3 separate regions of the Homo sapiens genome follow, and all the other regions are linked to region 2. Evidence: read pairs that join two places in POLR2A ChIA-PET (ENCODE). Cell type or tissue: MCF 10A. All regions are shown on one strand. Each heading gives the region's core, and the rest is flanking DNA. Links, peaks and the distances in the headings are about the cores only.

Region 1 (10,706 bases), core at 4,922-7,421, 130 kb before region 2:
AATTACATGAAATAACTAATGTATGTAAAAAACTTAGTTCAGCATCAGGCTCACAGTAAATGCATAATATATATGCTTATTTTTAGTTATTATCATGCACATTTTCAATGCTGGCTGAAATTAAACATTCTGCATAAGATGTCTCTATCTAGCTTGAAATTGTTGAGCTCTCAACTACTCAACTGCTCCATTATGAAAGAAAATCTATCAAAGGTGAATTCCTGCCTCAGAGACAGGGCTATTCTAGGGAGTTCACAAGTCACAGACATTAAACTCTTTCAATAGAGAGAGTCACACCAGTGAGAACAACCCGCAGAAAGTCATTCTACAGGAAGAGCCAGGACAGCAGGCTTCACTGTGGTCCAGAGTAAGAGGATAGATGTCAAGAGAAAAGGTATACACTGCTGAAATTCTGAGCTAGAAATTCCACTCAGAGAAGAGATTAATCTTGAGCCCCCAGCTGTGTGCCCGGAATGTGAGTAGAGGGCATGAGAGAACAGGCACACCACCATTGCTATGTACAAAGAGCCTGGGACCTGGACCATTAATTTGTTATGTATTTGGAAGACAATGGTTTGTTTCCCTAGGTCTACCCATGAAAGGCTATTTTGCCCATTAGTTAGTGAATTTAGAAGGATTCAAATAGATGTAATGATAAGAGTTGATAGCCCTGGTTTTCCATTTTAGTTCTTCTACCAGCCAACTGTGTGGCATTTAAAAAAAAATCATTTTAACCTTCAGATTCTAAGCTTATACCTATTAAATGAAATAATGCCGTGGTGGATTTGTATCGTGTCAATTTAGCTAAATTAGAGCTATGTTTCCCAGAATTTCTTTCTCTGCACAGTTCTAGGTTAGCTTGGCCATAAGAGACATTCTGTGCACAATTTGCAAGGCAGAAGTGAAGCAGAAGCCATATTTATCTCAGGCTCAGATTTGGTGCAAGACACCAGGTGCTGTTGTAGCTCATGAACTTTGTGACAGCTGATCTGATGACTCACCTTGATGGCACAGTGTGGCAGCCAGGCCTGTAGCCACTCTAGCTCCTGCTGAATCTTCCTTCAGCCTCTCCAGCAACTGAGTCATGTGCTTGTTTAGCTTTGTGATGAAAGGTCCCAGTTTCTCCTGCAGATCATGCATCATCAAAGATGAAGGCTTAGAAGGAGCGTAAGACCCATGCAAGTTCCAGTCTGTCCTTTGGTTCCAGCTTATCCTTAAGGGTTTCAGACTGTCTTTGTTCTCCTCCACTTCATGTCTTGCTTTTCTTCTTATATTAGCTGTCTGTTGCTGGACAACAAAGGACCCCAGATAAGAAGTTTGAGACAACAAAATTTATAATTTCACATGGTTTCTTAGGGCCAGAAATCTGAGAGAGGCCTAGTGGGTGATTATGGCTCAAGGTCTCTCATGAGGTCTTGGTCAAATTCTTGGACAGGGCTGCGGACTTACTTGGGCCCGGAGAACCCACTTCCAAGCTCCCCCAGTGTTTGCTAGCTGGCTTGTGTTCCTCGCTGGCTGTTGGCCAGAGATTTCGGTTCCTTGTCACGTGGGTCTCTCCACAGCATTACTACAACGAGTCAGGTGGCTTCTTCCAGAATGAGTGATCCGAGAGAGAGAGAGAGAGAGAGAGCAAAAGAGAGTGACCAAAACAGAAGTCACAATTTATCTTATAACCCAATCTCAGAAGTGACATGCCATCACTTCTGCTGTATCTGTCAGTCACTCAGATTGCTACTGGCACCATATGAGAGGGGACTACACAAGGGTGTAAATACCAGGAAGCAGAAATCACTGGGGCCATCATAGAGGCTGACAGCTGCAGTTCCCTAACCCTTGCCCTACTCACTTCAGGACCCAGCACCAGATGCAAACAAAGCAAAACAAAACAAAAACAAACAAAAAACAGTCACACATACATTGTTTAACCAGATCCTACAATTGCAAAAGGCTAAATCCCCATAAAAATTCCTTATTCTTTATGGCTCCTAGTGGTCCTGCCTCTCTGACTTAATACAAGTATCTCTAACTGATACAAGTATTTACTTCACAAGATTCTTGTGAAAATGAATTAATAGGCTGGGCACAGTGGCTCACGCCTGTAATCCTAGCACTTTGAGAGGCCAAGGCAGGCAGATCACTTGAGGTCAGGAGTTTGAGACCAGCCTGGCCAACATGGTGAAACCCTATGTTTACCAAAAATAAAAATAAAAAATTATCTGGGCGTGGTGGTGGGCACCTGTAATCCCAGCTACTCAGGAGGCTGAGGCAGGACAATTGCTTGAACCCAGGAGATGGAGGTTGCAGTGAGCTGAGAGATTGTGCCACTGCATCCTAGCCTGGGCAACAGAGCAAGACTCTGTCTCAAAAAAAAAAAAAAAAGAAAAAGAAAAAGACAAAAAGACAGAACATGTGTTAATAATGTATATTCTTATATTCCAGAAATATAAATTGTTACTATTATTAGACTCTAGCCACCACATATAACCATATCTGTGGAAAAATACATCAAAGTTTCCAACTTGGGATGCTAGGAGCACATGTCCTCCCCTTCCTATTAAAGGATCTATTTCCCAAAGTCTTTGGCTGAGAGTGGAGGAAACTTAGGGCCAGAACTTTATGTGATATGAGTTTTGGGGTCCATGGCTTCTTTCAATAGAATCCACAGAAATACTTCCTTGGCCAGGCTGATTCCCAGGCACCTGCTTGATTTTCTTTTATTTTCACCAGTTGAAAAACAGGACTTGAGAACCCTAGAAGCTCAGAGTCTGGAGAGGTCTGTGATCATCTAGTTCCACTCTGGTTTTCCTGTTCATGAGTCTCAGGCTAGCCAGGGGGCAGACCGTCTCTGATGATAGTGCTCAATAGAGAAAACAGTATGGCACTTCCTCAAAAAATTAAACATAAGACTACCATGTTATCCAGCCACTACTGGGTATTTATCCAAGAGAACTGAAAGCAGGATCTCGAAGGGATATTAGCACTCCCATGTTCACTGCAGCACTATTATTACACTTAAAAATTTGTAACCATTCCTTTGTTTAAAAAAATCTATTAAATAATATAGGATATGAATGAGTCTACCTCATTCACCCAAAAATAACACTGTAATAATAAAATTTAATATTTTCTGAGTACTTACTAAGTCCTACTCCCTATGCTAAATGCTTTACATATAGTATCTTAACTACCCTTTATAACAATCCAATTAAATAGTAACTGTTCTTGACTTTATTTTACAGCTAAGGAATCCAAGACTTGCCCAAAGTCACTTACCTAAAATGCTAGGGCCTGGGTCAAGCCTGGCTGTTGGCTCCCTCAGAGCTCTGTTCTAACCATGTACATTCCTGCCTCATAGTGGAATGCCTGAGGAATGTGAAATAAGCAACTCCCACCCAGGCCAGGAGAAGAACCTGCCTTCTATTGACCAATGCACAATCCAATCCCAGGGACAAGTCCTTCCCAATAACCACACTCAACCAGTCCACTGTGGTTCACTTCTCTACCTTTTTGGCTGTAATCACTGAGGACCATGCCTTAACTACCTCAGTGTCTAAAAGGCTGTGACCCAGAACCTCACCTATTAACCTATATAAACATGCCATTGTTTTTCAGGAAATCCTTTAGGTCATTACTAGGTGAGGGTTTCTCTCTCTGTCTCTCTCTCTCTCTCACACACACACACACACACACACACTCACACACACCCCTGCAGTGTTTTTTCTGACCTTTTTGTCATCATAATTACTAATTTCAATTCTTAATACAACTTGGTATCCTCCAACAATCTCTGAGAAGTTGCTGTTGTTTTGTTGTTTTATTTTATAACTCCTCCTCAAAAATCTTTATTTTAGACTTTGAACCTCATACTACTTTCTTTTTAAAAACATTCTTGATTAATTTATTAAAATTATCATTTGCAATACATCTTCAAAGCATTTTCTTTTCAACAGGAAACTTTACTAAGCAAATATTAAATAAAAGACATTATTATATGAAGAATAAATTGATGTATGTATCCAGATCTCTGCCATGTATAGTCATTAATATCTGGAAAATCTTAAATAAATTGACAATTCTCTCTCCATCTGGGATCAATTAAAACCCAGCGACATCTTCAATTTCCTAGTTGACAAAAATCACCCCATCCTGAGAGGACAACCTTCCCCACTCTCTTCCCCACAAGATTGCTGACTGCCATTGTTATTCTGCCTCTCCAAAATTTCCACTTTCATTGTATGGCAATACATTATTAATAGACAGGATCTGATTAACTTTAAGTTAATGGGATCGAAAGCTTAAAGAAGGCCTTACTTGGGTCTTAAACTTAGAAGACCAACACTCCACTGTTTATAGTCTGTGGATAGAATCCGTTTTCTGCAGTTTCCTCATCATCAACACTGGGACTTATCCAATTAGATTTATATCTATGTAACCCATGGTACATTTTGAATCTTTTGTTTTCTTTTTCTGCAGACTGTGTCCACAGGTGAGCTTTTATAGGAAGAGGAGCCGTCTCTTCAGGAATTAGATGAATCTCTTTCATTCATGATCCCAGGAGCAAAGGTGGGACTAGGTGCCAAAACAGGAGTTGGTAGAGTTGATCTGGAAAGACACGACAGCATTATAAAAAGCAGATTATTGTGAAGCGAATCAAACTTGAGCTTCAGGGCCTGTCACTTGCTTTGGCTGCTTTCAAGTTTCTGAGAGGGACCCTAGCCATTTTTATTTGTCCACTTGTACCATTTTTCTTAAAGATTGATCCCCTCTCCAATGTTATAAGATTTAGCCCCCCAAATCTGTATGCATTCTTAGGTATTGCACTCCACACTAAAAAGAAAAAGAAACCCCTTGCAAGGGGAGGTAGTTCCCTTGCATAATCAGAATTGGACTCAGAATATGTGATCAGAGCCCTGGATGAATGAGGTGGGAGGGAGGGCAGGGGATGCCATCCTGAGAAATCAACAGCCTGGCATGGGAGGTCCCCCATATGGATGATAGCCATGACAGAGTACATACTCATAAAGGAGCACCTTATTAAGGCCCTTCATGGAGGACAGCCCCAAGGTGACCTGAGGCAGGGAAAAAAGAGCAGGAGAGCAGGGGCTCTGGCAGTCAGGAGAGAGCCCTGTGGGCCCAGTGGTCATCTCTTAACTCAAAGTCATCTTGTTTCGTGGAGTTTCAAAATTTCCAGTAGGTGCCCAGATGGAGGAGGCTGCATGGCAGGTGCTCTGCCCCCCAATTTCCACCTGAAAAGCATAGCTCATATCTGTCCTGTATACTGGCGTTCTGAATAAAATTTCTGTATGGGAAGAAAACAATTTCATTTCTTTAAAACTCCAAATAAAGCAATGATGTCAGGGTAATACTTCTGAGAGACTGGGAAACACAGAGGCATATTGTAGAACTCAGGTCTGTTGATGCAATTTCCTATTCATCAAATCTTTCTCTAACATTAAAAGTCCTTATAAGAAAATACTTGATTGCTCTGTAGAGTGTATTTTTCCGGATTTTTGGCTCTAGCTAGTGTAAAAACCTACAGAATATAACTAGGGAACTCTTTCACAAATAGATTATACACAATTGGTAAAAATTTGTGGCAATAAGGAAGAAGATGATATTAAGAGCCTCCAAAATCAAGATCGTGGGCACATTTTCTATATATATCCTCCCTTTTCTTCTCCCCAGCATACCTGAAGAAGAATTTGAGCCACTTGTTTTCCATTTTCCTTCTTGCCTGTAATCTCCACAGATTTGCAACACTGACAATTGACAATTCTACAGCAATTACTGCAAGGTTATCCTACTGTAATAATATTTCTTTTAAATGACTGCCAATAAGTTATTATTTGAGTCTCTATCAAAGGGACTGGGATTTTTTTTTCCAACCTGTTTCTAGCCATGCTTCATTTTCTTTGCCTTCTAGTCTCTGGAAACAATTCCTAAGAAATAAACAATAGAACACACTGAGAGGTAATGAGGATAATATGTTAAGAAAAATGTGAATGCATCTTAGAAGTCGAGTCTATAATTAAATATAGCCCGCTGGTTAAGGTTTAGTTGTTTCAGCAGTTTGGAAAGACATTTGCTAGTAACACAGATGTGCCAAAAGGTTTCTCAAGTAAATACTGACTTCAGTCGATAAAGCCTGACATTTCCTCCAGCTTTTCTGACACTAGTAAGACACTGGCTTCATAGTACATGCGTGAAGATGGAAGGGTAAATAAGCTAGCAGATGGCTAATGACAGTGCAGGATAAAAGCAGGGAATAGTCCACAGAGGATAGTACTTTCCCCAAGGCAGTGGTTCTCAAACCTGGGGTGGCATTTGGAAAGTACAGATTCCTGGCCAGGTTCTGACTCAGAAAGTTTGGTAGATTGCCCAGAAATCTGTATACCTTTAAAGTCCCCAGGTACATTTGATATACAAGCAGATTTGGTGAATCACAGCCCAAAAACTCCTACTACAATTACAACTGTTGGCCCAACACTTACGTCAGTAGAGCTCATGGGGGCCAAGATGGAATAAGACTTGAAGGGCGCATTAACCTTGTGTTCTGCAAAGGAGGTCCTTCAAGGATAGGGTGGAAGCACAAGGCCACTGTGTCCATTTCTTGCATAAATAGTGGAATGTATCCTGCAGGCTGCCAATTTGGCACCCATTTGGAACATTAAATTCACTTAGCAAGTCAGAAAGGGAGGCTTTTAAAATAACACCATTTTAGTTAGGGTAAATTTCAACTGACGGTGCCCATGTCTCTTTATTGTAAACAGCTGTGGTTGCTCAAACACTAACCACAGCACATAACTACACCTTGTATTTTCAATATCAAGGATCTAAAAGTTCTTTTGAAAATCAGTCAATTGACCATCCTTAGGAAATGCCAACTATAGTCAGAGTAACAGATAAACCAGATATACCGCTATAGTTGCTCAAACACTAACCAGAGCACATAACTACACCTTGTATTTTCAATATCAAGGATCTAAAAGTTCTTTTGAAAATCAATCAACCATCCTTAGGAAATGTCAGCTATAGTCAGAGTCACAGATAAACCACTGGAGTTAATCAGACGTGGGTTTGAACACAGGTTCAACCTCTTGTTGGCCATGACCATGGACACAACCCCTTAGTCCTTGTGCTCCAGTGCTCTGCTCTGTGAAGTGGTGGTAACAATAGTATTTACCATACAGGGTTATCATGAATTATAGTAGCATATGGCAAAAGATAAAATTACAACAAATTTAGTTGAAAGATCTCAACTGGCTTTATTTGCAATTCTAGCATCAGGTGACACCTCATTCCATAAAATAGAAAGTGTTCCAATGAGCTGAACAAAGAGGTTGGCTTACAGACACAGAAGGACTGAAGAAAGCAGAAACAAAGAACTAAAAGTGGATTGGTCATTTCAAAGTGACTTTCCATGTAAGGTGGGCACAGAGCGACAGGACAACAAAAAGATGATGACTGGCTGGTTAACATTAGGTTACTTCAGGTTAAAACAGAAAGAACTTCCTTAAGCTGACTGAAGGTGGAAACTGGCCTGTTTGAGAAACTGGCTGTTATCTCTTTCCTGATTTCTCCCAAGATCAGATAACAACTTAGTTTAGGTTTGATGACATGAAACTTTAGCATGAGTGACTCAATTTTCACTTTTAGTCTGGTTCATGTTAAGGGCTAGTGCAGGAGCTTAGTCCAAAACAATGGCCTTCTCTACTTTTTATTTAACACATAATACAAGTAGAGCTCCTAGGTCACTGCCTGGCACATAGTAAGCAATCAAAAGTGACAGCTATTAGAATAAAATAATAATGATCATTATTATATTTGACACATAGCCACATGATAATGATAACTATGGTGGGGCCAATGGAGATTGTTCTTACAACCCACCAAATCCACCTCTGAGGATGTTTTTGTTTGTCTGAAAAAAATTTTATTTCACCCTTATTTATTTTTAATTTTGGGGGGTATATACTAGGTGTTTACATTTATGGGGTACATGAGATTTTTGATATAGGCATGCAATGTGTAATTATCACATCATGGAGAAAGGGGTATTCATCTCCTCAAGCATTTATCCTTTGTGCTACAAACAATCCAGGTATACTCTTTTAGTTACTTTTAAATGTACAATTAAATTAGTATTGACTATAATCACCCTGTTGTGCTATCAAATACTAGGTCTTATTCATTCTTTCTATTTTTTGGTACCCATTGACCTTTCCCACCCCCCAACACCCCCACTATGCTTCACAGCTTCTGGTAACCATCCTTCTACTTTCTAGATCCATGAGTTCAATTGTTGTGATTTTTAGATGCCACAAATAAGTGAGAACATGTGAGGTTTGTCTTTCTGTGCCTGGCTTATTTCATTTAACATAATGATCTCCAGTTCCACCCATGCTGTTGTAAATGACAGGATCTCATTCTTTTTTGTGGCTGAATAGAGCTCCATTTGTACATATATCACATTTTCTCTATCCATTCATCTGTTGATGGACACTTAGGTTGTTTTCAAATTTTGGTTATTGTGATCAGTGCTGCAACAAACACAGGAGTGCAGGTATCTCGCCAATACACTGATTTCCTTTCTTTTCGGTATATTCCCAGTAGTGGGATTGCTGGATCATATGATAGCTCTATTTTTAGTTTTTTGACTCCTCTGAGGGTTTAAGAAGTAATTAGACATGGTGCTCTTCAGTGTTAAGTTTATTTAAGATGGTTTGTGAAATAACTTAGGGCAGAGAGGGAGCCATCAGCTCTCCCTCAACATAATAAAGCTGACAGAAGTATTTCACAAGAAAGAGAGTCAAAGCTACAACAATAGGAGGAATAACAACTTCCCCTGCAGACTAAAAGGAGGGAAGTTGGGAAAGAAATTGATCTTCATGGTAGTGTTTGATTTGCAATACATTCAAGGAAACTAGCCAGTCTGGAGAAGAAGTCCACTAGTTCCCACCTCTCCATTCATGGGTCAGATCATAAGGGACAGGCAGACATAGGGATGGTGCCCCACCATACCACCATTAACATTCAGTGATAAAGATCGTGAAATGTACAATACCTGAGAGAAGACCTGGAATTTATTTTCCATAAGGAAGGCATCCTGAAGGCAGGTGGGGAGGAGTGAAAGGGCAAGGACCTTTAGAAGTAGGAGGTAAATAGAGATTTCAGGAACAAGAGAAATCTGCAAGGTACCCTCAAATTGCCTGGGAAACATGAAGGTAAAGTAGGCCTAGGCAGATGAGACCTGGCACCTTGTGTGATCCAGAGAGGCCATAGAAATAACCTGGGGGAAATGCCAATTCTTCCTCCATCCTCTTTCCCACTCTATGCAACTTTGGAATGACCATTTAAAGACCTTCATTAAAAAGGTCTTGCATCTTATTGAGGTCCAGTGTGGGGTTACCCCAGGGAAAGTCAGGTGTTCCCTGTGACTGTTCCATGGGTACAATCCCTATGGTGGACCATGGGGCAGCAAGAAGTGACCATCCATAGCCTGTCATCTGGCACTGCACCTTCCCCCTTACCGCAGGACTGCCCTGGCTCTTCCAAAGGGATAGCTAGAGACACACCCTTTTGGACCAAAAAGGGAGAGCCTTCTTTACATTAGGAGTTAATTGGTAGTTTTCTGATAGATGCTATAGGACCTAAAGGCAGCACAAACTATGTTACAGGTAAAGCCTTTCCAAAATTCAAGTAACTAAACCTCTGAACACATTACCAAAGATATTTGTGAATTTTCCACTTATGGAAACTTTCAAATACAGTTGTCCCTTGGTATCCATGGGGGATTGATTGGTTCCAGGAATCCTGCATATACCAAAATCCATAATGCTCAAGTCCCTGATAAAAAATGGTGTATTATTTGCACATAACCTACACACATCCTCCTGTATATTTTAAATCATCCCTAGATTACTTATAAGACCTAATACAACGTAAATGCTATGTGAATAGTTGTTTTACTATATTGTTTAGGGAATAATGACAAGAAAAAAGCCTGTACATGGTCAGTACAGATGTAACCACCCATTATTTTTTTTCCAGCCACAGTAGGTTGAATCCAGGGATGCAGAACACATGGATACAGAGGGCCATCATCTTGAACAGTTTAGATTTTAGTCTTGCCTGACATAAGAACTTACACCCCTTGACCCCTCAGGTGTCCATAGCTTCAGCTCTTTGTGCTTATGAATTACCAGCAGAAAAAAAAAATGCAGAAAGTGACAATGTCCAAAGCCAATTCACATAATTATCTCCTTTTATCCTCAAAATCATGTTATGAGCAAATGAAGCAATTGAGATTCACAGAATTTAACTTGACCCAGGTCACAAAGCTTCCACTGAGTGTTAAACCCACACCCAAAGCTCCTGACCCTAATCTCACACCCATTGACTTTGCCAGGGAGGCAAAGGAGGAGTCAGCAGAGGCCTAAAGTCTCTTCATCTCTTCAACATGCTTCCGGGAGGTAGGAACACGGAACACAGATGCAGCCCAGACCACCGGTCTGTGTGGCTTTAACATATTTGAATTAAAATATAAAAATTCACTTATCAAATAGGTTTTTTGTTTTCTTTGAGACAGGGTCTCACTCTGTCGCCCAGGCTGGTGTGCAGTGGTGCAGTCATAGCTCACTGTAGCCCCAAACACTTGAGCTTAAGCAATCCTCCCATCCCAGCCTCCCAAGTAGCTGGGACTACAG
Region 2 (10,706 bases), core at 3,038-5,537:
TTGAACATATTTGTAAGTTATTTTACAGTCTTTGCTAACTCCAACACCTGTGCCATATCTGGGTTTGCTTCTACTGAATGTCATTTCTCCCTATTATGGTTCCTGTTTTCTAATCTCTTTACATATTAATAATTTCTTTTATTGCAAGTTGGACATTATAGATAACACAACGGATTTTACTGTCTTCTTTTAAGACTGTTAAGTATTGCTCTTGCAGATAGTTAACTGGTGATTTAGTTTAATCCTGCTGAAGCTTAGTTTCACTATGTATTAGGCCAGGTGAAGAGTTACCTTTACTCGAGGACTAATTTAGCCCTTCCCTTAAAGTGTAACCTTTCTGTGATCTCATCTAAATATTCAGAGTATATAGAATGGTCTCTTCACTCTGATTGGTTAGAATTTAAATGCTTCCCCAGCACTGTGTATCCTCCAGGATCTCCAGTCGATTTCATGGAGTCTTCCTATCTACATGTGCAGCTTAGTATTTGACCAAAGATTGAAGAGGACTCCCTTGCAGAATTCTAGGTCTCCCTCTCCGTGCAGCTTTCTCCCTCCCAGTACCTTGTCATACATATTTCAGCTATTTCATCCCTGAATTCCAATTTCTGTTTTCATCACTCTCTGGCTCCCTTTCCTTATGGCATATTTTGGAAATGATTCCCAAGCAGACATCCAGGGTGAATGTGGAGGTTACTGTGCATTTTCCCCTTTTCTCAAGAAGCTTAATGTCGCAGTGTTTGATGTTTAGTAACAGAAAAATCGCTTCATATATTTTGTGCAGTTTTATAGTCACTAGCTGTAGGAAAGTAAATCCATACCAGTTACTTCATTATAATTGGAACTAAAAGTCTGATTAACTGAATTTTTCACTTTTGACTTTATATTTTCAATGCATATATAATAAAATTTAATTCAACACTTTTAAAGGGACAATTTTTGTAGTGTTATCAATTCTAAAACTCCTCACCCCCAGTATTTAGTGATCAGGATAGGAAAAAGTGAGAGGTTTTAACTGAGGGTAGGTGATATAAACACTTACAGCATATTGAGTTCTCACTATAAAGTGAGGCATGGGTCAAAAAGTATACTTGTCATTGGAATAATCCAAGGCAGGCTTAAATTCCTTCCTTCACTGGCTACCCAGAGGCTTTTAACATTAGCTTCAAATAAAGTGGTTCCCAACTTAGGAACGGAGAGAAGATTGTGCCAGAATATATACATAGTGGTATTTTCTATTGTAATTCTGACACTTAGCTTAGTGAAACAATTTGCTGGACCCAGAAAGCACCAACAGACAATGAAAACCAATGTTCCAAAGAAAAGTTTATTTATTTATACTCTAATACATGCTGTGGACAGAAACAGCAGCTGGGCTTCTTTTCTAATAGCTGCAGAGCCTGAGTCTGCACTTCTGTGGTTCTGAAGGTTGTTAGTATACTCCTCACACTCTTACGGATTCAAGTCTTGCCTTTCTCAGGTGTTGAGAATCTAGCACTTGATAGTCTCTCAGCACGGGAATGCTGGGCCTAAACTAACTAGTATTCAGGTCCCAGGTGCTTCCTATAAGTGGTGTGTCCATTAGCAAGTTACCCTGTCTAAGCGTTGGTTCCTCACCAGTCACATGGTAGAAAGCACCACTCTTTCAGATATTTGCTTCTGCCCTGCCAAGCTGTTGGCACTAAAGATCCATCACTATCTAGAGGCAGTGCTTGCACCAGTGACAGGGGTCTGCTAAAAACCTCCTTCTCTTAGAAGAGGGAGCTAGGCACTGATCTCCTGCACATGCACCTGCCTCATGCCTGAACTGAGTAGTAAACCACTATGTTCCACGTAGGCAATTGACCATAGACAACTTCACCTACCAGATTGCTCTTGTCCTGGCAGTGCCTTGCTCTCTCTTGCCCCCAGGGTTATATAGAAGCTGTTTCCTCTGACAGAAATATTCTTCCCTCTCAAATCCTCACTCCAACTCCCATCCCCAACTCATCCTTCTTGGTTTACTCCCATTCTGTCTTCAGATCTCAACCCAAACATCTCTTTTCCAGGGAAACCTTCTTTGATCTAGATAGACTAGGTTTAAGTCTCTCAGCAGTTGAGTCCCGTAAGAACCTGTGCTGTAGTTGGTCAATCGCAAATCACTGCAGCCTCAACCCCCCGGGCTCAAGTGATCCTCCCACCTCAGCCTCCTGAATAGCTGGGACTACAGGCACTCACCACCATGCCCAGCTAATTTTTAAATTTTGTGTAGAGATGGGCTCTCGCTGTGTTGCCCAGGCTGGTATCAAACTCCTGGGCTCAAGTGATCTGCCCACTTCAGCCTCCCAAAGTGCTAGGATTACAGGTGAGAGCCACCATGCCTGGCCTGCTTCTCTCAATATAGCAGGCATCGCAAGTGCAAATATTTAATATCTGTTTTCTCTGCTAGATTTTAAACTCCAGGGGAGCAGGAGTCATGCCAGAGATCTCCAGGACCTAACCCTGAAACATAGTAGATGCTCAATAGGCCACTGTTGGTTTGAGTTGTTAACTTTAGTGGTGATGCACACATGCATATATATTTGGAGTATGTTGAGTGTTTGAAGACACAGTATGCAGAAATGGGAAGGCAAGGTGAGGGTTTAAGAAAGGGTTCAGCAGAAAGGTCTTTTTACAGCTTATCTTTTTATATGAAAAGCTTCACACGTCGAAGGAGTCAGATGGCAGAGTAGTGACTGAAGGATTCAGAGTTGAACAGCTGAGTACTCTGCCCATGAAGTTCCTTAAGGAACCTTTGCTGAATATGAGACAGAACAAAAACACTCAGTGTCACAGAACAACCTCTACTCATCTGTGGTTGGTAAAAATGGATGGAAACTGAAAGTATTTGAATCCTGGCCATTGTCCTGTTTGGCCAGGACTCCAGAGAAGCCATTTTACATGCTCAGCACCTGCCTTTCTTCTTTGGTGAAAATCAAGAGGCAGACAGTATGTTTATGGTAGTGACAGCTGTCTTCTTTTTTATACTGAGAGGGTAAAATTATATAGCTTATCTTTAAGTGTGAGAAAGCCAAATACAAGAACAAACTTCTTGATTCTAAAGAAGAGATTCTCAACACGGGTGAGAGGATTGAAAAGGAGAGGAGGAAGTGACCTTGATTGTAAAAAATGTGTACATTTTATCACAATGTTTCAGAAAATTGATTGATAGGCAGGTTGCTTTATTTTTCCTTTTATGTAATGTATATGTAATATTACCTAAAGGTGTGTGTGTGTGTCTGTTTAGGCAATATTACCTAAAGACATTTATGTATGTATGTGTATGTGTGTGTATGCATGCATGCATGCACACTAACGAGAGAAAAATAAAGCAAATATGGAAAAATGTTAATTGGTGAGTCTAGGTGAAGGATATATATTAGTATTTCCTTTCATTTTCTTGCAGTTTTTTGACAAATTTGAAATTTTACAATTAAAAATATCATCATAATTAATAAAGGAAAATCTTTGAATTTAAAAAACATATTTAGTCCATCCAAGAGGCTATAGAAGCTTTATTTACTGACCTTTACATTTTTCTCCCCAAGATTCCATCTCTCGTCTCACAAGAATGCATTTGAATTTCTGCTGGAGGCCAAACCCTCCCCTGTGGCCACCCCTTCCAGACATGGGGCTAGGCCGGCTGAGTCTTTAGAGCCAGTCCACTGCCCTAAAGATAGTGACATTGAAGCCACTTACCAAAGGAGGTTATGCATCATCATTCTCCTAGAGGTTTTTATATGCTTTGAAGTTTTAGATAGACTCTTCCTTAGAGGCAGAAGTTTGAACCAGATAAAGCCTCCCAAGTTCCTTTCAATTACAAATTTGTCTGAGTGCTGAAAAGTGAAGGTTTAGAGTCTCTGGAGTAAGTATTACAGTTCTCTTTCTCTCCCCTTGTGATTTGACTGCTCAGATTTTTGAAGCTGGCACGTAGCTTTGGTTTTCCTCTGCTTTGTTTTCTTTTCTGTCTCCTGAAAGAGCTGTGCTCCAGTGTCTGCCCGGTAAAGTTGCTAGTGGCAGCATTCCTGGAAGCTCCTTGCTCCAGATGATGTCAGACCTCATGTGACCCAACCATCGCACGCCCGGAAACATTACATCATTCTAAGATGTGATTCCTTTTAACACAGAGCTTGCTGTTATTGTGCTGCTGCTGTTGCTGCTGTTGTTGCTGCTGCTATGAGCAGTAAGCCATAACCTCAAGCAGAGGCTGCTTTGTACAGAACAGCAATAGACTCACCTGAGGATCATGCTGTACCCCAAAAAATGCAATGACTTCTGGGGCAGGCCACGTGCCACATTAAACATGAATAAAACATTTCATAATTAAAAATCAGAAATAAAATAAAGATGATGATTTTTTTTCCTGGCAAGACATGGTAACACGTAGTTCAAATTTTATTGAGTTAGATATTTGGGCATGTCAGGTTCGCATTATGTGGGCAAATGTACCTGTGAATGGTGCCTGCTGATTGGCTGAAGGAAACTGACCCTGAGTGTGTAATTCTCATAGGTATATGAATGGGACATGAAACCCATAGAGGGCCATTAAAAGAAGACAAGGCAGGCTGGGCACAGTGGCTCACGCCTGTAATCCCAGCACTTTGGGAGGCTGAGGTGGGCAGATTACTTGAGGCCAGGAGTTCAAGACCAGCCTGGCCAACATGGTGAAACCCTGTCTCCACTAAAAATACAAAAAAATTAGCTGGGTGTGGTGGTGCACACAGGTAATCCCAGCTACTCAGAAAGCTGAGGCATGAGAATCTCTTGAACCTGAGAGGCAGAGGTGGCAGTGAGCTGAAATTGTGCCACTGCACTCCACCTGGGCGACAGAGCAAGACTGTCAGGAAAAAAAAAAAAAAAAAAAAAAAAGACAAGGCATTTATGGCTGAGCATGGTGGCTCACACCTATAAGCCCAGCACTTTGGGAAGCCAAGGCAGGAGGATCGCTTGAGGCCAGGAGTTCAAGACGATCCTGGGCAACATAGCAAGACCTCATCTCTACTAAAAATTTAAAAATTAGCTGGACATGGTGGCGTGTGCCTGTAGTCCCAGCTACTCGGGAGGCTGAGGTGGGAGGATTGCTTGAGGCTGGGAGATTGAGGCGGCAGTGAGCCTTGATTGCACCACTGCATTCCAGCTTGAGTGACAGCACAAGACCCTGTCAAAAAAAAAAAAGAAAAAGATATTTGTAATTCATATCACTTCAAAATAATTATACAAGCAAAATCTTAGCGGTGAAGGGAGTAGAGGAATATTCAATACCCATCGGTAAGGACCCTTATAAAAACAACAATTTAAAAAACAACCATTTCTTGAGCTCTTACCATGTGCCCAGACACTGCGTCAAGCAACCTCGTGGCCTTGCTAACAGCATGACTAAGTAGAGTGCCCTTTGCTTTAGAGTGGTCTTAACCTTGTGTCCTAGGGGTGTCCCATCAGGGTCCAGTTGACCATTGCTCCCCACGCAGTAACACTGAGCTCTACTGGATCACCCCCTTGCTATTCGGAGCAACTCAAATGCATCTGCACTTGCATCAGTGCTTCCTGGAGACAAGCTCAGGCCCAGGAGAGAGGGCATCAGACAGTCAGTGGATCTTAGCAGTCCTGCAGGCACCCAGCCATCGTGGTAGCCCTGAGGAAAGCAGATGACTATTAATCTCATTCAGGTTCACCGGGACTGTCGTCAATCAAAATGACTTTTGTTTTTATCTCCTCTGAGCAATAAGCCTTTGGTGTCTGCCATCTACACAGCCTCCTGCAGTGCTCACCTCCTGTAGCACTTCATGTTGCATCCCCACCTCTCATCTATATGCTCTTCCCCGAAACTTCCTCCCTTTCCATCCCCAGCCCACCCCCATGTGTATTTACCTTAGTCTTTTAAAACTAGATCAAGAGTCCAGGAAGTATTTGTTTCCTTTTTCACTCAACTGTTGTGTTCACCCTTGCAGCTTTCCCAACTAGCTGAGCCCCTCTGGATCCTGCCTGTCTGCCACCCTGGTCTCCTAGCAACCCTCCGCTCTGCAGTCTGGGAGGTGGATGTGTCAAAGGGAGTCTGGGCGGCAGAGGTGAGAATGCAAAGAAATCTCTCCCCTTCTAGGCCCTGAAGTACAGAATCGCTGCTTCACAGTAATGAATATTTCAGAAGAAGAGATTCGCTTTCCCTGGCATAGCTGAAATAGGCCTAAGGGTAACAAATAATTTGCTAAGGAGGGCAGGGGTTCCTTTGTGCCAGAAGCAGAGATTTGTATTTGAAAGATACTTAATGATACTGCACATGGCTTGCCCTAAGGACTAATGAAAAAACAGTGAGTTAAATTGTGATATATTTTTGATATAAGAACAGAGAGGTCAATGCCATTCATAGGGGATGCATTTGAGCTGTTCTTTGATAATAATGTAATTTTAGAGCCAGAAGGTATCTTAGGATCATGTTGTCCAAGTATCACTTTTTTTGTAACCTGATAAACTAAGGCCCAGAGAAGTCAAATGTCTCAGCTGGGGGTCTTCCAATAAGAGAAGAATGGGGTTGGGACTGGACCCCTCTCTCCCGAGGCTCAGTCTGGTGCTCTTTCTGTCACCCCATGCTGCCTTCCAGAGTCAGTGTAGACATGCCACACTAGCTCACATCACTCAAAGGTACAGGTTGCAAAACAGCTGGATATTTGAGGAATAAGTCTTGTGTTGTAGACAGCAAAGAACTAACTAAGCCACCTGACCTGTGCTCTTGGCCTCAGTAGCAACTTGTCCTTCCTGGTTGAGCTGACCAAGACAGACAATAGTGAGGAAATACAAAAAGCTGATCACTAGTCACCCATGAGGTTTATACTGAAAGACTGACTTCAGGCTTATCCATCCTTAGTTTAGGGTCAGAGGAAAGGCGATATTACCCTACACCCACAGTGACTACAGACAAACTGTTAACCTAAAACAGGGGGTATTTTTTGGTATGTTTGGCCTCTAGAATTTCTCATCAAAATTCTTCATTGTGAATGATAAAAATCTAATTCCAACTATCTTTAAACAAAAGAAAGGAATTGATAGGCCCATGTAGCCAGGCATAATAAAGTAGGGTAACTTGAAGAACCTGAAAAAAGATGTTGGCTCCAGGGCTGAAGAATTGGGATCATGATTCAATTCTACATCCAGCTTTTCTCTCTGAGTCTCTGCTTAACTCTCTGATCTGCTCCTATAGCAGGTCTTCTTTGTTTGGTTACAAAGATAGTCACAGTCTTCTAACTTCATATCCTTATGGTACCATGACCCCGAGAAAACACCACTGCTTCTCTTGTTTTTAAACTCAGAAATCTCAGGGAAGGACTTTAATAAAGTCAGCTTGAGTTTTTACCTTCCCCTGAACCATTACTAAGTGGGAAGGAATGGAGAGCTGTGATTAGCCAGACCTGAAACTGGCCCCTGCCTCTGCAAAGGGAGTGAGGAGGAGGGAAGGCAGTTACCAGAATAAAGGGTGATGAGAAAGCTTGCTTGGATGACAAAAAGACAATAGCTAGCAACGTCCATTACATCTTGTTTTCCACAAGTGGTGGAATTGAGCATAATTTCCATTACCTCTTGCTATTCCTCCCTTTAGCCCACACACATATGTGTGGCTATGGACCATTCATAAATCAATGTGGATAATTGCATTGGTGGTCCAAGGAATTCTTGGTGAGTTAATCAGACTTGTCAAAATTGATCCATAGCTGGCTGGGTGTGGTGGCTCATGCCTGTAATCCCAGCACTTTAGGAGGTCGAGGCTGGCGGATCACTTGAGGTCAGGAGTTGGAGACCAGCCTGGCCAACATGGTGAAACCCTGTCTTTACTAAAAATACAAAAATTAGCCGGGCATGGTGGCAGATCCTTGTAATCACAGTTACTTGTGAGGCTGAGGCATGAGAATCACCTGAACCTGGGAAGCAGAGGCTGCAGTGAGCTGAGATCATGCCACTGCACTCCAGCCTGGGCAATAGAGCAAGACTCAGTCTCAAAAAAAAAAAAAATTTGATCCATATCCGTAGACCAGACCCTGCAAGAGTCCTCCAAGGACTGCAGGGCAGGAGGCAGGCAGTATGCTGGAGGAGAAAGCACAAGATCTGGGGTCTAGGCCTAGTTTTGTCACTGACCAAGTCTGTAGCCTTAGGGACTTGTTTAGAAAATGGGAGAAGGTGGCCCAGGAAGTCATTAAGATCCATCTAACCCTAATATCCTACAGGTGCAATTCAGGCGCAGCAGCAGAGCAGGTCACTGCCCCCTCTAGTGGTTCATTTAAAGCAGGGAAGGAGCTCAGGTAGTCTCAATTTCTCATCAAAAGGAGGAATAACTTCTCCACAGAGCCTGACAGGCACATTCCCAAGGAACGAAGTTAAAAGGCAAAGTTCTGAGGGCAGAAGGACTCCACTGCCTTATCAGTCCAAGCCCTGGAGAAGTGCTAAAAATAGGAAACTGCTCTCCAAAATGGAAATGTGTAGCCACCCTGACATCTAGTCCCCAAGACATCATGGGTTCAACCAGTAGGTGGTAGGAATTGGAAAGTGACAGTAGGGAAAAAAAAAAAACAACAACAAAACAAAACAAAAAAACACCAGTTTGGAAAGGATGTAAATCACTGTGTACAGTAGAGGATGAGAAAAAGAGGGAGACTAGCCTCAAAAATGCTATTGATCAAAACTCATTTATTCTGGAAATGTTTACTGAGCATCTATTGTGTCCTAGGCATTGATTATAAATAATAGCACTGAGAATAAGAGGATGTTACAGACTTCCTGGGGGTCTTATTCCAGTACAGAACACAAACATTACATAAATAAAAGTATAGTAAGTGCTATAAAGTGGAAACCTAAACCTAAGGTGTTCTCTGAACTCATAATAGGGGGCCCAGACCTTAGCTCCGGTATCAGAGAAGGTATCCCTGAGGAACTGATCTCTAAGCTGAATTATGTGAGTACTAGGGGGTACCAGGTCAGTTGTGTGGGGTAGACAGTAAAGACAACAAACTGTATGCACATTGTTTGTGAGAAATAATTTAAATTTTTTGAAAACATTATTTAGGCTTGGCGCAGTGGCTCACACCTGTAATCCCCCCACTTTGGGAGGCCGAGGTGGGCAGATCACTTGAGGTCAGGAGTTCGAGATCAGCCAGGCCAACATGGTGACACCCTGACTCTACTAAAAATACAAAAATTAGTTAGGTTTGGTGGCGGGTGCCTGTAGTCCCAGATGCTCAGGAGGCTGAGGCAGGGAGAACTGCTTAAACCCAGGAGGCGGAGGTTGCAGTGAGCCGAGATAGTGCCACTGCACTCCAGCCTAGGCAACAGAGTGAGACTCCGTCTCAAAAAAAAATAAAAAAAAAAATAAATAAATAATAAATGATTATTACATGCTATGCTCTGGGGATGCAAAGATGAATAAAATGCAAAGTTCTTGCCCTCACAGATAGCAATCTATGAATCACAGAGGAGAGGGTTTGGAGCCAATAATAGCTGTATTCCCAGAAGTCTGTGGTTGCAAATTGAGGATGGTTATGATTTTACTAGAAATGTTGGAGGATATAAAAGGTGAACCTTTTCTTAATAAACACCACACTTCAGGGACTTAGACCTTTCTGGACATGCATTTTGACAGAGTGCACGCCTGCAACAGCTGAGGAAGGGAGGCAGCCTGTGTTCTCAAGTGCCGCGTCCCAGCATCTGCATGTCATACTTGATACATGATGCATAAATTAATCACATTGCTTCCCTCAGACTCTTCAGCCTCATCCACTGAATTCATTCAGAATGTGGAATGGATATTGAGACAAGGGGCAGGGAGAAAGCGATGGCCAAGTAATGCCTGGCACAGAGTAGGTATTAAAAAGCGTTTGCCAAAGGCATGGTTGAATGAATGAGTACACTAATAGCTCAAACTGGTGTTGAACAACTAGATGATGAGAAAGTATAATTGTCCCTCAGAGATCCAAATGAGATTCTGAAAGGATTTTAAGAATCAAAAGAAGTCTTTTATTTGAGGCAAAACTAACTTCATGCTTTTTGTTGGCCATTCTCACTGCTCAGCATCTGAGGCTTGAAACCTTCCTGTCTGTAAGCAATAACTCAGACACTGGTAAGTGCGTTCTTCTGTTATTGTAAAGATGAAGAAATCCAGCCCCAGCTCAGCAATGCCTGGGCTGAGGACCACTTAGCAAGGTGCTGAGATAGAATAAACATTAAAATTCCTCTTCCCTTCACACTTAGACTTTATTTCATGGAGTCAGCACGTATATCAAAGACTCAGAAGAGAATATGTTGGAAATTAAATCATTCAAAACATACGGGAGGTCTCATCATTTAAAGGATGGCCATTGATGATCCCTTTTTCACAATTAACTTCTTCTAACTGATGCTCTGTGTGAACTTTCACCCTGAGTTTCTGAAAATGTGGCTGAGCTTTAAGGCTGAAATTTGTGGTGAAAAACAAACTTCAGTTTATTATCTAAAAAAGACTTAAGAAATTTTCACCTCATATCAGTAAGGACTTTTTGTTATAAATAATCAAAAACAACTCCAACTGATTTAAAGAGAATGGAATTCATTAAAATGATATGTGTGTCATAGAATCACAAGTTAAGGTTGAAAAACCAGACCAGGGCAATGAATCAGGAGTGAAGCCTCAAATCACACCCTAGAACCGGCCCCCTGCAGCCTGCACACCTTCACGC
Region 3 (10,706 bases), core at 5,256-7,755, 91 kb before region 2:
GGAGGGGAGAAAAGGGCTGAAAAACTACCTATTGGATACTATGCTCAGTACCTGGGTGACGGGATTATTCACACCCCAAACCTTAGCAACATGCAATATACCCATGTAACAAACCTGCACATGTACCCCCTGAATCTAAAATAAAAGTTGAAATTATAAAAAAGAAATATACCATCCTGGCTAACACGATGAAACCCGGTCTCTATTAAAAATACAAAAAAAAAAAAAAAAATTAGCCAGGCGTGGTGGCACGTGCCTGTAGTCCCAGCTACTTAGGAGGCTAAGGCAGGAGAATCGCTTGAACCTGAGAAGTGGAGGTTGCAGTGAGCCAAGATTGTGCCACTGCACTCCAGCCTGGGCAACAGAGTGAGACTCCATCTCAAAAAAAAAAAGAGAAATATAAACTATTTTATGAAAAATATCCGTTATTTGTTATAAAATGCATAAATTATAAGATTATAAGGAATTTCAAGATTTAAAAAAAGTTTTCATTTACTCATGAGTTTCATTAACCAGTTTGTCAAAAATGTCCCATTTCTAGTGGTGTAGTGTGTGTTTCATGTTAACTTAATGCTAGTATTTTATCTAAAATCAGCAAGATTTTCAAGGTTTTTGCAACGTGTTCAGATGACACACTCCTCTTTGTTATTAGTATTATCAAATAATTCTAAAGCCTTTCATGGCTTCTGCTCGAAATTTATTTCTCAGACATAATGAATTTCTGTTTTGGGTCTGATCTGAAAAACATGGTTTTACATTTTACTCTCATTATCAGACCAACTATTTTATTTTTAATATACTTTTTTTTTGTTTTGTTTCATATTTCATTAAATTTTTGTCTGTATTTCTTTCATGTTCTATTTAATAAATACATTTTAAAATGGTTGAAACAGAAAAAAAGAAGATATGATACACACACACACCATGAAATACTACTCTGCCATAAAAAAGAATGAATCATAAAAAGGAAAGAAATCATGTCTTTTGCAGCAACATGGATGGAACTGGAGGCCATTATCTTAAGTGCGATAACTCAGAAACAAAAAATCGAATACAGCATGCTGTCACTCATATGTGGGAGCTAAATAATAAGTACACATGGACAGAGAAAGTGGAATAATAGACATTAGAGACTCAGAAAAGTGGGAGGGTGGGAGAGGGGTGAGGGATGAGAAATCACCCAACAGGTACAAGGTACACTATTTGTGTGACACTTATATTAAAAGCCCAGATTTCATCACTGTGCAATATACCAATATAACAAGACTGCATTTATGGCCCCTAAATCTATGAAAACAAATAAATAAATTAATTAAACTAAATAAAAAACAGTGATGATGCTGGCCACAGTTTGGAAAGTGCTTCCTGTGCCATGGTCCCTGTTGTATGAGCTCTAGGTGTGCTGATTTATATAAGCCTCATCACAATTCCACGGCAGTTTCTAAATAACATCCTATGCTTCTGATATTTTGTCTTCTGAAATTTTCTTGCCCTGAGTATGTGAGTTTAGACTCAAGTGATACCTCATTTTTTGATACCTCATTTTTAAAAATTAACACTCAACCTTTAGAACTTATTTTTCGGTAGGGCACAGTATCTTTAAGAGTGTGGACTCTGGAGGCAGCATCACCTGCCTCAATTTGAATCTCAGCTGAACCATTTCCTACTGTAAGATTTGAGGATCCTATAATATTTACCAATAAGATTATTAGGAGATAAGGAAATTTACGCATATTTCCCAAGATTCCACAACTAGTGAGAGAGCTGGAACTTAAACCCTGGTGGAGTTGTCTTCATGTCTCCATTCTACAAAGGGGCTGTTGGTGTTCGCCGGCTCCCTGCAGTCATATTTGCACCGTTGGCATGTCCTCACAGACAAACTTCTTTGCTCTCTATTTAAAACCAAAAAGAAAGAGAAAAGAACTTTCAGCAACCTGCCAGTGGAAGTCCTTGGTACTTCTCTTTTATTGATTAAAATAGACCCAACATATAGTGACTGAAGAAGCTACTACGTGCAAGGCACTATTTGAGGGACTGGGGATACAGAGTCCAATAACACAGCCCTTTTCTGTGAGTTGCTTGTAGTCTATCAAGGGAGAAAACCTGAAAACACATAAGCTAAATGTAGTATGTGAGGCAGGTGGCAATATTAACATTTCCAAATTGGAACTGATTCATTTTTAAACACTGTTATTTCTCTCCTTTGCCTTATCCTTGCTAAGGCAAGGAAGCCAATCCATACCCACGGTCACAGAGAAAGGATGTGGCACAGCAGAAAACAGAAAGGAAGGAGCCTTCCCAGCTCCACCTGTACTAAAGCATTGGCAATATAATTGAAGACAAGTAGCTGATTGCTGGAAGCATTTTTTTCGCTTATCCACTCAGCATTCAGTCACTTACTGTTTTACTCAACTCTTGTTTATTAAGTCACTACTATGAGCCAGGTACAGTTTTAGGCACTGGAGATACAGCAGTGAACATAATAAAGTCCCTGTACCTCAGGGTGCTTGTATTCTCAAGTAAAAAAGACTGAAAATAAGCAAACAAATATATATGAGTCATCAGATGATGATAAATGCTGTAGATAAAAATAAAGCAGGGGAGGGGGAGGGGAGAGGTATTGCTGGAGGTGCAATGGGGAGGAGGTTGCTGTCTTATAGAGAATGGTCCAGGAACAGCCTCTCTAGCTGAGTGACTGGAAGAGGTAAGAGAGCAAACTACATGGCTTACCAGGGAAAGAGCATCTCATACAAGGGGAATAGCAATTCAGAGGCCCTGAGGCAGGAGTATACTTCATGTTATTCATGGGGGCCAGTGTGGAAAGAGTAACTGAAGAGGACAGAGTAGGACATAGACGTCCAGATTATGTAGGACTTCAGATGCCACTGAAAAATGGCTAGCCCTTCCAATGAATGAGATGGGAAGTCATTAGAGTGTTTTGTGCAGAGAAGGGTCACGATTTGACCTTATTTTATTTTATTTTATTTTATTTTATTTTATTTTATTTTATTTTATTTATTTTATTTGAGACAGAATCTCCTCCCTCTGTCACCCAGGCTCTGGAGGGCAGTGGCGTGATCTCAGCTCAATGCAACCTCCACCTCCCAGGTTCAAGTGATTCTCCTGCCTCAGCCTCCCAAGTAGCTGGGATTACAGGCACGTGCCACCATGCCCAGCTAATTTTTGTGTATGTTTAGTAGAGACAGAGTTTCACCATGTTGCCCAGGCTGGTCTCAAACTCCTGACCTCAAGTGATTTGCCAACCTTGGCCTCCCAAAGTGCTGGGATTACAGGCATGAGCCACCATGCCCAGCCTTGCCTTGACTTTTGTTTTAAAAAGACATTCTGGTTCCTGTATCAGTGATTGGGAGCAGGTAAGGAGAGAAGCAAGGAAAAGAGTCTGGAGACTATTAGAGTAATCCCAGGGGGGAGGATGGTTGCTTGGACCCAGCAGTAGCAGTGATGTTGAGACCACAGGATATACTGATGGGCAAAATGTGGGGTATGTGACAGAAAGAGCTGTTAAGCATTCCAGCTCCAAGAGTTTTAGCCAGAGCAAGTGGAAGCTTAGAACTTTAGGCAAGGTGAGGTCTTGTCATTCATCCATTTCAACCCATACATTCACAGTTGTGTGAGAACACTGAGACCTAGAGAGATGAAGTAGCAGCTGCTGATCACATCGGAAATGAGAGACCACAGTAAGATTTTCTAAATCCCAGAGCACTGCCACTTTCTGTCTCTCTTTTGGGATCATCAAGTTGATTTCTCTACCTTGGAGAAGCTGTCACAGGCAGTATTCACTAATGCTCTGGCTGAAGAGAAAGTAATATCTACAAAAGACAATAAAAATTAGGAAACCAATGAATCTGTGTTTTTTAAAAATAATGGCTCCATCTATTGTTTAAATATTTTTGTTTGAGAATAGTTTTCAGTTTACAAAAAAATACAGAGATTCATATACCCCACACCCAGTTTTGCCAGTATTAGTGTCTTAGATTAGTGGTACATTTGTCATAATTGATAAACCAATACTGATACATTATTATTGACTAAAGTTCATATTTTGTTGGGTTTTTCTTTGTTTTTCCCTAATGTCCTTTTTCTATTTCAGGACCCCACCTAGGACATCACATTATATTCAGTCGTTACGTCTCCTTAGACTCCTCTTGGCTATGACATTTTCTCACACCACCCTTGTTTTTGATGACTTTGACAGTTTTGAGAAGTACTCATTAGGTATTTTGTAGAATGTTCCTCAACTGGAACTTCTCTGATGTTTTTCTCATGATTAGAATGGGGTTATATGTCTTTAGGAGGAAGAGCACATATGTCAAATATCATTTCATCACATCCTATCGGGGTACATACAATCAATACAATTTATCACTGTTGATGTTAACCTTGATCCCCTGGCTGAGGTAGTGTTTATCAGATTTCTACACTGTAAAGTTCTTTTATTCCTCCTTTCCATACTGTATGCTTTGGAAGGAAGTCACCATGTGCAGCCCACATTTAAGGATTGGGAAGTTATGGTTCTATGTAGACATATGTGGAATATTTATAAATATTATTTGGAAATCTTCCGTATTGATTTATCTACTCCCCACACATATTTATTTATTCAATCATTTATTTATATCAGTATGCACTGGGCAAGACACCAACAGTGTCCATTATTTCTGATGCAGACAATGAATGAAAGAGTGGTTGGATGAATGACAATAGTTACAGTTGACAATAGAAATGGTAACAGCAAGCATATGTCCACCCAAAACCTTATATGCAAATGTTCCCAGCAATATTATTCATAATAGCCAAAAGGTGGAAACAACCCAAATGTGTATCAACTGATAAATACATAAACAAATTGTGCTATATCTATTCAATGGAATATTATTCAGCTACAGAAAGGAATAAAGTGCTGGTACATAATATAACAACATAGACAAACCTTGAAAACATGGTAAGTGAAAGAAACTAATCACAAAGACCAAATATCATGATTCCATTTATAGGAAAAGTCCAGAACAAGGACATTAAATCTATAAAGACAGAGAGTAGCATAGTAGTTGTTTAGAGCTAGGTGACTGGGAATTAGGGAACTCGGAGGAATGATAGTTACAAGATACAGAGGTTCCTTTTGAGGTGAAGAAAATGTTCTAAAATTGACTATGGTGATGGTTGCCCATGTCTGTGAACTTACTAAAAACCACTAAATTGTATACTTTAAATAGGTGAATTGCATGTTATGTAAATTATATCTCAGAAATTAAATTAAAACAGAAATTGTAACAGCATGCAAGTTGGGAAATACAATTTGGTCTCTCTTATTCTAATGGTAGGCTGATTTGTACTTTAGATCCCTGGTTACCTTTGGCGTGGAAATGGACAGAAACAGAACATTTCAAAATGTTAGGCAACAATTCAGAAACATTCATATTTGGTTCTAGAAAACATTACAGTGGCCAGGTGCCGTCGCTCACACCTGTAATCCCAGCACTTTGGGAGGCTGAGGCAGGCAAATCACTTGAGGTCAGAAGTTCGAGATCGGCCTGTCCAACATGGTGAAACCCCAGCTCTATTAAAAATGACAAAAATTAGCTGGGTATGGTGGCCCGCGCCTATAATCCCAGCTACTTTGGCAGCTGAGGCAGCAGAATCACTTGAACCTGGGAGGCAGAGGTTGTAGTGAGCTGAAATCACACCACTGCAGTCCAGCCTGGGCAATAGAGGGAAACTTTGTGAAAGAAAGGAAAGAAGGAAAGAAAGAAAGAAAAAGAAAGAAAGAAAGAAAGAAAGAAAGAGAAAGAGAGAGAGAGAGAAAGAAAGAAAGAAAGAAAGAAAGAAAGAAAGAAAGAAAGAAAGAAAGAAAGGAAAGAAAGAAAGAAAGAAAGAAAAAGAAAGAAAGAAAGACAGAAAGAAAGAAAGAAGGAAGGAAGGAAGGAAGGAAGGAAGGGAAGGAAGAAAGAAAAGACATTACAGTAATTCTGAGGTTGCCGATACCCCTTTCTAATTATGTTTTGCCTAGGTGACAATATAAATGTATCATCCTTAAGTTAAAATAAAAGACATACAAGAAGAGATGGGCAAGACATTTTCTAAATGGAAAGTCAACTAGGGATAAAATGTGTTTCAAGTAATCCACAAAGAGGAAGAGCAATATGTGAATAATGGAGAGTTGAACACACATATGCACAACACACCAAACCACACCACGTTTTACCCTTAAATTCAGCTGACTCTGTCTCCTTCCTGTGTCTTCCTTCATTAGCTTGATTACCACCTCAGCTATGAATAAATGACACCACACTGTTCTGCCTAAGGCTCAATGAAATGGGCTATTTAAACATTCAATGGAGCCAAAGAGACATAAGTGGGGGGATACAGTGCTAAGCATATGAACTCGAACTTGTTGGCAGATTCTGACCAGCAAATACAGAACACTCTTACTGAGCAGAAATTAGCTCATCATTTGTCTGTGGAGTTGGCCCAGGGCAATCATTTATTTCCAAGTTCCATCTGCAGCCCTGCCATCCCTGCAAAATGGGGTTGGCACCCTCCCAGAAACATGTTTTCAAAGAGGACTCAAGGAATTGCCTCCAGCATTTCTCACAACCTGGCATCTTGCTCTTTCTTTAAGGTAGGACTCACCTAAAAATAACAAAAGCTTTCTGCGTGGGGGAAGGGAAACACCTTAAAGGACTGAGCCTAGCAGCTGGGTGACAGAGGTGTGCTAAAGAAAATATTTTCTCTCTAATGAAATCATACACCACTGCAATGGGAGGAGAGAGGAGAAGCTGGGTCCAGTGTCAATATGAGGGACTGATATATGTTAGGACACATGAGAAAGAAAAGGAAATCTTCCAGGCCAAACAGAGAGCTTTATTCCATGAAAAAACAAGCAGCTGTTAGAGGCTGGTGCTCCATTCCCTGCTGGACTCCCTATTGTGGTCTTTGACACAGTGAAGAAGTATAGAAGACAGAGTTGTGAGGAGGAGTTAGAAAATAAAGAATTCTGGCCCAGCCTTTGCCAGTATTCTGGACCAGTATTGCCAGCTAGTGTCTGCATTCCCGGCCAGTGTCTGCTGAGTTGCTGAGTTTGCTCCCCAGTCTGCCCAGTCCACTCTTCTCCATCCTTGGCACCACTCAGACTTTCTAGGTCAGTCCTAATTTCCAGTACTCTTTACTGTGGCCCCATAAACAACCAAAATTGCAGGAAATTCTAACTTTTTATAAACCAAACTACATCTTTGAGACTATTGCCTGCATCTAGAAATGGATCATGTCTTATTCCATTTGGGCTGTGATAACAAATTACCATAGGCTTGGTGGCTTAAACAACAAACACTTATTTCTCACAGTTCTGGAGGCTGGAAGTCCAAGGTCAGAGTTCCAGCATAGGTGCACATGGTTGAGTTACTGGTGACAGCCTTCTTCTGGTTAAATCCTCACATGGCCTTCTTTTGGTGTACATATGGAGAGTGAGTGAGAGAGAGAGAGAAAGAGAGAGAGATTGTGTGTCTTTTCCTCTTTTTATAAGAGCACTAATCCCATCACGGAGCGTCCACCTTCCAGGCCTCATCTAAACCTAATTGCTTTTCAAAGACCCCACTTCCAAAGAAGTGGACCATCACAATGGGGATTAGCACTTCAATATATAAAATTAGGGGGAAGGGGATACAAACATTCAGTCCATAGCAGACCACAACCCACCAACTGTATATGCTATGGTCTGAATTTGTCATCCAAAATTCATATGTTGAAACTTAATGATCAATGTGATATTATTAAGAGGTGGGGCATTTAGGGGGTGATTAAATCATGACGGTGGAACCCTCATGAATGGGATTTGGGTTCTTACTACAGGGCTTGAGGGAATGGGCTTATTTTCTTCTCCTCTTCGGCTGTGTGAGGACACAATATTTGCCCTTTCTGCCATGTAAGAATGCAGCAAGAAGGCGCTCACCAGACACCAAATGCCAGCACCTTGATCTTGGATTTTCTGACCTCCAGAATTGTAAAAATAAATTTCTGTTGTGTGATATTTTCTGACAGCAGCACAACCTGACTAAGACACCACATACCTCTACTTGGAGGCCAGGCTATGGACAGAGAGAAGGGAAGAGTGAATTTCCTCTCCTGGAAACTCTCCCCTTTCCCTTTGCTCATAGGAAGCTATCAGCTTGCTGGGCAGAGACCATTGTAATATGCACTATGTTGGGTCATTGATGGGAGTGGTAGGGTGGGATAAAGAAAAGCAAATGTTAAAACAAGAATAACATCTTCAGAGTTTCAGCATTGCCTATATTGGCACATTCAATAAAAAATATAACTTACGTGAGTAATCTGGAATGACCTTTTCACGACTCCCTACGCTCCAAAGTACTTGAACGGGACTCTTGCGAAAACTCCCAGAGAAAATTCTTACTTAAACTCACTCCTCCCATCCCCTTCCCTTAAATGCAATACTTGGCACCATCCACTTCATTAAATGACACTTTCTAGGAGCTTGGCAGATGTTTCTGCTCACTCACCCCAGGAAATCCATTTGCCAGGTGCTGTAACCTTAACCAACACAACATTTTACTATTGAACTTGTCATTGATGTGGAGAACATGAATCTAACAGATGAAACAAATGAAAACGCCACAGGGTCACACAATCCTCTTTTGGTAATCTAAGAGATTTGCTCATCATTTTCTTCTCTCTCCTCTTTGTGGAAAAGTTATCCATATCCTTTAGCAGACATTCAAGGCCCTCTGTGATGGTCATTCCAGCCTCCTTACACTTCCAGCCACTCTGCCTAATGACAAGGGCTGTAGCTATGACAAGGGTAGCTCAGCTCTCCCCAAGCATGCTCACTTCTTTCTCACTCCAAAGTCTTTGTGTTTGCAACTTCCTCCCTCCATCAGAAGTGCTTCCTCTCAAATTCCATCTGTTGAAATTCTACCTATACCTCAAAATTTAATTCACATACCAGCTTATCCATGAAGTCTTCCCTGATCTACATCCTCCACCTCTATCCTCTATTGTAATGGACCTCTCTTTCCTCTATGGCCATATCTGTGTATGTATGTGATCATCAAATTTGGCCTAACAATTATCAACTGTTAGCTATCAACAAATATTTTTCACATGCAATCATATATTTTGAAGGATTTTAACTAGACCATCTTTGTGACTATCATGGTACCTAGAAAATCATCTTGCCTGGATCACTTAGCATGTGATAAACTGATAGTATGTAGGACTGGATCTCCAGGTTTTATGAATATTTAATGAGAAGGAACTAAAACAATTGTATAAAATAACTGCTTTTGTTTAAGAACTGAACCTGGCTTTGAAAAAATAGTACGATGCTACATATTTATGGGATGGTCCTGTTACAGATCACAGGATTAGACCACACTCTGGTGGGTGGAGATGAACGATCCTTCGAAAGAGATAAATATCCAGGTTGCTTAATGGTGGGAAAAGAGAACAATCCAGGGTCAGGGAATGAAGACTCAGAAGGAAGGTCTTAGTTTGGCATGAAGGGAAAAATCCTTTTGTGTTTTAGAGCCAGGAATGAGTGGGACTCAGGCTTGGAGACATGGAGATGCCTATAGCAATTCCAGAGGTGGAAGGAGAGCTCCCCTGGACACATGAATGCTAGTTGCATGTGAGACAGAGAGCAGGTGTGAGGTGGGAACCCCACACACTCTGGCCTTGTGCAATGTAGTTATTTCCTTTTTATTATACCCAAATTTTAATAAACTCTCATTATTTGTAGCAGCCTGCTGTATCATATAAAATTAGGTGGAAAGTCAATCTTATACTTCAGATGAAGAGAAGAGAGGGAGACCAATACCCTTGTCGCTATATTCAGAAGGATTATCACAATGATGGTAACTCAGCATAGAGGTGATCTCATGGGGGATTTGGGGAGCTGAAGGAGTCAGCCAGAATACACATTGGCCATTTGGTACTAAAAAGAATGTGATATTAAATCCTTTGTAATTAATTACTTTCTAATTAACAAGTGTGCGGCACTTTATATGTCAGGTATTCTTGACATGTTTGATAACTGTAATTTATTCAAGCGATTACAAACATACATCAGAAGTTAACACAACTCACAGAGGTGCCATTAAACATAACAGAATGCCCAAAATGTTTTTAGCACTTTTCTTTAGGGAATATGCTACTTGAAAGGAAGATGTCTCAAAAGTCGATATTAAATTAGGTTAAAGATAATTACTAGCAGAATGTGTATAAAAGAACAACTCTAATTAATTGCTAAAATTGATATGCCAAAGGTTGACTTTTTGAAAATAAAGTCCAGATTGTTCTGCAGTTTAGACACTATTAGCATTGTCCTCAGCCTTGGGTCACTTCTATCTACAATGTGGAACAATACTGAGCAAAAATGTATTGATTACCTACTAGAATCACTGGCCACACATTGCAAGACCCTTTAGATAATTAAAATACAATTCATATTTCAAGGAGTGCATAGCTTAGTGGAGAATACAGACCCCTAAATAGATTATTAGAAAATAATTTAGTGACTGCACTGACTGAGATATGCAAAGAATAGCATAGAAATTCCAAAAGGAGGGTAGTTATTGAACACTTTTTGGTGAAAAATCTGGAAAACTTCTTGCTTACATATGTTTCACACTGAATTAATTAGTTTTTAGGTCATGCAAATAGACTTTTAATTG

What was found. ChIA-PET counts read pairs that join two places held together with the same protein. Peaks named below come from ENCODE experiments on the same cell type or tissue, not always from the same donor. Only the 100,000 strongest peaks of a DNase experiment are listed, where the experiment ranks them.
Region 1: POLR2A ChIA-PET joins it to region 2 with 5 read pairs; 4 of 35 experiments call an interaction of 5 or more read pairs at or near these places.
Region 3: POLR2A ChIA-PET joins it to region 2 with 9 read pairs; 3 of 35 experiments call an interaction of 5 or more read pairs at or near these places.

What each region holds. Positions count from the first base shown.
Region 1 is chr1:220,422,935-220,433,640 of GRCh38, reverse strand. No RefSeq gene overlaps it. Among named protein-coding and RNA genes, the nearest start is that of LINC02779, 59 kb to the left of the region's middle. In MCF 10A, for the core only: no CTCF peak of the experiment used is centred there; a DNase peak (open chromatin) is centred at 6,390.
Region 2 is chr1:220,293,985-220,304,690 of GRCh38, reverse strand. No RefSeq gene overlaps it. Among named protein-coding and RNA genes, the nearest start is that of RAB3GAP2, 27 kb to the right of the region's middle. In MCF 10A, for the core only: no CTCF peak of the experiment used is centred there; a DNase peak (open chromatin) is centred at 4,060.
Region 3 is chr1:220,387,536-220,398,241 of GRCh38, reverse strand. No RefSeq gene overlaps it. Among named protein-coding and RNA genes, the nearest start is that of LINC02779, 95 kb to the left of the region's middle. In MCF 10A, for the core only: no CTCF peak of the experiment used is centred there; a DNase peak (open chromatin) is centred at 6,601.